Regions from separate parts of the Mus musculus genome. Here region 1 is linked to region 2. A link is a contact called in ENCODE POLR2A ChIA-PET data. All regions are on one chromosome and are shown on one strand. Each heading gives the region's core, a stretch centred on a gene start or an enhancer-like site at or near the end of the contact. The rest is flanking DNA. Distances are from core to core; before and after follow the strand shown. Region 1 holds the start of Rpl8 (ribosomal protein L8). Region 2 holds the start of Mfsd3 (major facilitator superfamily domain containing 3).

What was found. ChIA-PET counts read pairs that join two places held with the same protein, here RNA polymerase II (POLR2A).
Region 1: POLR2A ChIA-PET joins it to region 2 with 15 read pairs in embryonic stem cell. The contact joins the promoter of Rpl8 here to the promoter of Mfsd3 in region 2. POLR2A ChIA-PET finds 5 or more read pairs at or near these places in 3 of 5 experiments (Patski and embryonic stem cell).

What each region holds. Positions count from the first base shown.
Region 1 is chr15:76,902,028-76,905,633 of GRCm38, forward strand. Rpl8 (ribosomal protein L8) reads left to right here and starts at 2,044. Exons shown (of 6, transcript NM_012053.2): 1 at 2,044-2,082; 2 at 2,276-2,423; 3 at 2,512-2,653; 4 at 2,791-3,009. The coding sequence starts at 2,286.
Region 2 is chr15:76,699,959-76,703,627 of GRCm38, forward strand. Mfsd3 (major facilitator superfamily domain containing 3) reads left to right here and starts at 1,584. Exons shown (of 5, transcript NM_027122.3): 1 at 1,584-2,392; 2 at 2,686-2,833; 3 at 2,921-3,045; 4 at 3,116-3,225; 5 at 3,305-3,669. The coding sequence starts at 1,711. The coding sequence ends at 3,478. Recql4 (RecQ protein-like 4) reads right to left here. Exons shown (of 22, transcript NM_058214.3): 22 at 3,595-3,669.

The DNA of each region.
Region 1 (3,606 bases), core at 794-3,293, 200 kb after region 2:
AGGCACCTGTCCAGTACTTTACCTCCCACTCCATGGGGAGTTTGGAACCACTGGGCATGTCAAGAGTGTCTTTGGGAGCTGGGGAGTTGAGTCTGTGGTTAAGAGCCCTTGTTGCTTTTGCAGAAGACCTGGGTTTGATTCCCAGCAGCCACGTAACAGCTCATAGCTGTTTGTAACTCCATTTTCAAGGGCTCCAATCACTTCTTTTGTCATTCCTGGGCACCAGGCATATACTTGGTGCAGTTGTACAGGCCAAACACCCAGACTCATAAAATAAATCTTAAAAAAAAAAATTGCCTGATGGTGGGGGTGCTCCTCTTTAATGGCAGCACTCAAAAGAGACAGATGGATCTCTGAGTTTGAGTTCCTCCTGATCTAGAGTGAGTTCCAGGACAGCCAGGTTTACACAGAGAAACCCTGTCTATAAATAAATATATAAGGTGTCTTTTTTCAGGGCTGGAGAGATGGCTGAGCAGTTAAGAGCACTGACTGCTCTTTACCTAGAGGTTCTGAGTTCAATTCCCAGCAACCACATGGTAGCTCACAACCATCTGCAATGAGATCGGATGCCCTCCTCTGGTGTGGCTGAAGATCATATAAAATAAACAACAATTTTTTTTTTTAAAGATGTCTTTGTTTCTGAAAGGACAACCCAGTGGCAGATGCCTATATAGGAAGAGTGTGACAGGGCTGAAAACTTGCACATACATTTACAGACTCTCACAAAACTGTCCTGTGGGCCGGTTGGCTGAGATATACCCTAGTGCTGGCAGGGCCCTATGCCCTGCACGGTTCACAAGACAAAGCACTAGCAGGCATCCTCCCACAGACTTTTCTGTATAGGCATCTTTCATTCTGGTTCTCTTCTGGGCTGACTCAACTCCTTACCCTGCCCCTGGGTGGCTTGATTTACCACTCTGCAAGTCCTGGAACCCTGCCACCCAAAGCTCCACTACCCTTCTGGAATACCCTGTGCACCAGCATCCTGTGGAACTTGAGCCATGACGATAACTCGGTGTTCTTTCCTCGTTTGTTTGTTTGTTTTTTCGAGACAGGGTTTCTCTGTACAACCCTGGCTGTCCTGGAACTCACTCCGTAGACCAGGCTAGCCTCGAACTCAGAAATCCACCTGCCTCTGCCTCCCAAGCCCTGGGATTAAAGGCATGTGCCACCACGTCTGGCCTGTCCCTTCTTCTTTTCAGTGTGTCAGATCACCAACCCATGTCCCTTCCTCCTCAATATGTCAATTTTAGCCTCTGCCATGTAAAATCTCCCAGTTCTGACAAACCTCTCTTACCAATTGGGACCCTGACCCTCAGTTACCTCCCTCTCAGTCTACACGTTTATGCCATTGACTACTTAGGTTTCACTCAGATGAAGAACCTCTGTTTGGGGGGCTCTGTGCCACTTTATCGCCCTGCATCGCTGCGTTCCTTCCCCGCTTTAGCTCTCCAGGGTCATTGCCCCCACCCTCTTTCCAATTGCTGAGGCCACTAACTTTTGGCTTCTTTGCCAGACATCTTGAGAACTCCGCAGGTGACCTTCTTAAATCCCAATCATTATCTTCTTGTTCTTCTTCACCTCCTTCCTCCCCTCCACCCCCAACCCCCTACCCCAGACTGGGTTTTCTTTGTAGCCCTAGCTTGTTCTGGAACTTGTTTTCTAGCCCAGGCTGTCCTGGAACTCCGCCTGACCCAGTCAAATTTCAATCTTCTAGTTCGGCAAAGCACTAGGTTTCCAGTGTCTGCACATCCAATCTCCTCCGTCTGGGCCCAGCTCGGAAGCTCAAGATTCTGCGTGGCGTTGCCCTGGACAAATCCTTCCACCTCTTGAAGCCTCCTCTCTCCCGCCCTTCCTCCGTAAGACTCTTGAGTCGGTTTCTTCAGAGTCTGCCTCTCCCCAGGACGACAAGTTTCAGCAATTGCCTTGGTTCAGCAATTTGGTAGACACACAGGACACCTGCATGTGACTACAAGACCCGACAGGCATTGCGCTGGGGAAGGGGCGGAGTTATGGCCCCGCCCCGGAAGATAAGGCTGCGTTGACCCGTCTATTTCCTCTTTCGGCCTTGCTTGCCGGCAGGTAAGTTGTGCTCTGTCCGCTGCGGGTTTTGAAATTATCCACCGCCATCCGCCGCCGTTAACTACTTGGCGGTCTGTCATGCGGCCTGGCCCACTCGTCCAGGATCAGAAGGGAGGGATGGCGTTGCTTTCGGCCTTGGGGGCTGGCAGGAGGCTGGGGATTTTTTTGGACGCTGAACTCGAACCATTTCCAGACTCGCCGCCATGGGCCGTGTGATCCGAGGGCAGAGGAAAGGCGCGGGTTCTGTTTTCCGTGCGCACGTGAAGCACCGTAAGGGCGCCGCGCGCCTACGTGCTGTGGACTTCGCGGAGCGACACGGCTACATTAAAGGCATCGTAAAGGTAGGAGGGCACCGGCGGGAGTTAAGCAGGCGGGGAACCGGGCGTCTCGAGCAGGCCTTAGAATACAATACACCACCCTGACCCGTAGGACATCATTCATGACCCTGGCCGCGGCGCTCCCCTCGCCAAAGTCGTCTTTCGGGATCCCTACCGATTCAAGAAGCGGACAGAGCTGTTCATCGCAGCGGAGGGGATCCACACTGGACAGTTCGTGTACTGCGGCAAGAAGGGTGAGCCTCCAGGCGGGGAAGGAAGGAAGGGTTGGGCCCGGGACTTTGGGTGCTGAGCTGAGCTTCGTGGGTTGGGATCGGTGTGGGTTTGGCATGGCTTTTAGCGTTAACAGTCGTTTTGCCCCCTCTCTCCACAGCCCAGCTGAATATCGGCAATGTTTTGCCCGTGGGCACCATGCCTGAGGGTACGATCGTGTGTTGTCTGGAGGAGAAACCTGGGGACAGGGGCAAGCTGGCCCGAGCCTCCGGGAACTACGCCACAGTCATCTCCCACAACCCAGAGACCAAGAAGACTCGAGTGAAGCTGCCTTCGGGGTCCAAGAAGGTCATTTCCTCTGCCAACAGAGCCGTTGTTGGTGAGTGCGGGAGGGCAGTGGGGCCTTGAAGACGCGGGTGGTCGGCATATGAACTGCCAGCTGCTGGGCCTAGGCCATAGAACCACATTGCTTATTTTCTTGGTCATGGGAGAAGACTAACAGAATGCAACTGGGGATTTAGTTGTAGAGTGCTAGAATACCTACTTCGTAAACAACTAACTGATTCCTGTCCTGGGGATTTGATTCTTTTCTGGTCTCTGGGCACTGTATAAATGTGTATGGATACAGACATGTAGGTAAAGATGCCTGTGTATACATAAAATTAGGTTAAAAAAAGATTACACCGCTTGACACTTTTGTGCACTGTGACCTAGGAATTCTGATCCTGCACTTGAGTTTAGTTGGTTCATTTTAGAAAAGATAGGACCAGTAGTGGCTGTTAAAAGATGTTCAAGTCAGTGAAAAGGGGCCATGACTTATCTCTTGTTTAGTTACTTGGAAACATCTTAGGATCTGCTAACCTCATCCTTGCATAGGATAAGTTCTGAGGGCACGTGGTCAAAGCATGCTGTGTTTGGTAGGTGGGTTTGCCCATTTGTGGGAGGTGTTTTCAGAGGTTGAAGGACCTGTCTTGAA
Region 2 (3,669 bases), core at 334-2,833:
GGGGTGAGGTCTGAGGGAATGCAGGGGAAAGAGACCTCAGAGGCTGTGTCAGAAACAGTAACCTTGCTCCGGGACACAGCCGTGTGTGCCAACCACAGTAGGGAGGTATTCAGCTCTTACAGCCAAGTTAGGACTGACAGCAAGGGCTTGGGCGGTGCCCACCTCCGGCAGAGCAGAGCAGGGGAGGTCCTTTTGCAAAGCACATTTAGGAACCCTTGGGGCAGATGTGTGCTAATGGAAAGATACATCCTGGACTGGGAGGCTCAGGATGAGCCCCTGTGCACAGTAGACACTGCTGGGGTTCAACTTGTTTGGTCTGCAGTGTTCCTCTGCGGTAGGCAAAGCCGTCCTCCATCCCCTAAGTTTTGTGGTACTGGGGATTGGACTCAGGACCACTGAACTATATCCTGCCTGCCACCCCTTTAAACAGCTAAGGTATCCAGGGCAACCTAAACTCATTCTTCTCTTGCCTCAGCCTGAAGAGCAAAATTATAGGGGTTTACAATCATGCCCCAAAAGTAGAACCCATTTTATAGATGTGAACACTTAGATCCTGAGACTATCTGGAAGTGGCAGGATAGCCCCTCCGTGGAAGCAAGGCAGTGCCAGGGTGCTAGGACTTGGACACTGTGTCCAAACACAAAAGAAGTTCCACCCAGTTATCTACTATAATTGAGTCAGTTAACCCAAGGCCTCATTTAACAGTCTCATTGTGGACTTGGGAGGGCACAACTCTGAGAAGGGGGAGAGACTGGGCATGAGCCTTCCCTGCAGAGCCAGAATCACGTGGTCTGGACTAACTACCCTCACTGAATACTGAAAAGGAAGTGGGTATCACGGGCAATAGCTGACTAGGTCCTGCCCTTCCCCACAAAACTCCTGCTTCTGTGGTCACTGACCTGGGGGCAGCTCTGAAGCCACAGTCTCAGCAAGGAATGGGGAGCAGTGCTAAATGCATTGTGGGGCAAAGTATTGGCTCTGTGAGCTAAGTATTAGAAATGCTTCGGGAGCTGGGCGTGGTGAGCCCGCCAGTGGTGGCGCACCCGTTTAATCCCAGCACTTGGGAGACAGAGGCAGGAAGATACTGAGTTTGAGGTCAGCCTGGTCTACAAAGTAAGTTCTATAAAGAAAACCTATCCACACACACATAAAACCAAACAAACAAACAAACAAACAAACAAAAAACCGCTAAAGTGAAAATGCTTCTTCTGGAACGGATCTGGTATCCATTCAGCAGACAGGAAGATACCTTTGAGACCAGCCTGTTACCTCAGCTTCCTTCCTAGCCACTCACATCTACCCGCTGGCATTGTGAGCAGCAGGCTGTCGTGTCCAGGTTTGGCACGAGGGGCGCCAGAGCAGATGATTTGGGTCTGTGTAGGTATCAGTAACCTGCTTAACATTTGGGTTTTAGGCCAATTGAGGACTAGTAGGGGGTTGGCTCCACCCCCAGCCCGGGTTGCCCCGCCTCTCCCTCACCCTGACCCCTGCGCAAAGCATGCCGGTAGTTATGGGCTGTGCAAGACTGCGGTCCCACCATGCGATAGGACCGGTCTATCGCTCCGCATTTTTCTCCCAGCTTCGGTACTTCCGGGATTTCTGGTCCCAGTGTGCGTGTCGGGATTACAGCCTGACTGTCCCCGGCCCTATGTAGGAGGACCAGACCCTGACTGTTCATCCTGAGCCGTCCGATCCCACCACGAACGGGCCATGCATGGGAAGTTGCTGCCGCTGGCCGGCCTCTATCTTGTGCAGGGTCTGCCCTATGGACTGCAGTCCAGTTTGCTTCCCATTTTACTGCGGGCCCGTGGCCTCTCCCTAACGCGCGTGGGTCTAACCAAGGGATTGTATGCTCCATGGCTGTTAAAGCTGGCGTGGGCACCGCTGGTGGACAGGCGGGGCACCCCGCGGGTCTGGTTAACACTCAGCACACTGTCCCTGGGCTTGGTGTGTGGACTGCTGGCTGTGTTGCCTCCTCCGCAAGCTGGCCAAACAGGGCTACCTACCACCGTGATGGGGCTGCTACTGCTGCTGAATCTGGGTGCAGCGGTGCAGGATGTGGCTCTGGACACACTCGCTGTGCAACTCCTAGAGCCAAAGGAGTTGGGACCTGGGAACACTGTACAGGTGGTCGCTTACAAGCTGGGATCAGCACTGGCTGGGGGTGGACTGTTGGTCCTCTTCCCCACTCTCTCTTGGCCACTGCTCTTTTTGCTCCTAGCTGCCACCTACTGGCTGGCTGCTGCCTTAGCCTGGGCTGCACCAGCCTTGGGAAGGCTGCCATGGCCTCAGGCCTCAGAGCATACACCCCACAGCTCCTATCTTCTACAAGATTTGCTGGCTGTGCCTGGGACCCTCTGGACAGCGGGCTTTGTGCTCACCTACAAGCTGGGTGAGTGAGGCCTGCAGTTAGTTACCATCGAGCTTAGAGCCCAAACTCTATGTTGGTCCCTAGGGCCCTGAAACCCACTCAGGGGACTGCCCTATGCTGGAATACCAGCCCAGAGCTCTGTAGCTCAGTTTTGTTTCACCTCTTAACTTCCCTCAGCTCCAGCCAATGCCCAGCCCTTTCTCTTCTAACATCTGGGGCCCATGAAAATGAAGGGGACCAGGGGCCTGACTGGTTGGAGTACTGAGGCTCCTGGAAGAAAGACTGGGGCCATCCTTGCTTACGGTCTCCTGTAGGTGAGCAGGGTGCTGGCAGCCTGTTTCCACTTCTCCTGCTGGACCATGGTGCTTCTGCCTCAGACTTGGGGCTATGGAGTGGCTTGGGTGCTGTGACCTGCTCCATTGCTGGCTCCTCCTTGGGTGGGGCTCTACTGGCCAGGCACTGGTAAGCACTCCCCAACCCTAGCCTGACCCTCAATTCCACCGGTGTCCCAGGTGATCTTACCATAGCATCTCTCAATTCCCACCCCAGGCAGCCACTGAAGCTGTTGAAGACAGTGCTGCAGCTCCGCCTTGGGAGTTTGGCTTGCCAGACTGCTCTGCTCTTCCACCTCAACAGCCCAGGGGCCAGCGTGGACCCTGGCACAGTCATGAGAGGTAAGAGGTGGACATTGGGGGGTAGGGGGCAGGAACCCAGGCTCCCACTGACCTTTCTTTGTTCTTCCAGGGGCAGTTTTGCTAAGCCTATGTCTACAACAGTTTTTTGGGGGTGTGGTCACCACTGCCACATTCACTGTGATGATGCACTGTAGCCAGCTAGCACCCAGAGCCCTGCAGGTAAGAGGGAAGGGTAGGGATGCCCAGGGACTGCAGGGGTAGAGAGTCACTCGGCCCTGATCTGCATTACCATTCCTAGGCTACACATTACAGCTTCCTGGCCACTCTGGAACTGTTGGGCAAGCTGCTCCCAGGTACCCTAGCCGGCGTGCTGGCCGACAGCCTAGGCCCACATCTCTGCTTTGCTGTCTTCCTTGTACTCTCAGCCCTGCCTGTTCTGGATCTCCGCCTGGCACCCAGTAACCTGACCTGAGCTGGATGTTGGTTAGGGCTGTCTATAAAGCCAATAAAGCTATGTATGGCCTGGATGTCTGGGACACAGGAAATGCAGCTCTCCTCAAACTGAAGGCTATGTTACCAGAAAGCACATAAAATTACTGAATGCTTTTTATTCTGCAGTTTGGATCTTCTTATCCCCTTCCTGCAGCCAGAAGGTTTTGCCTG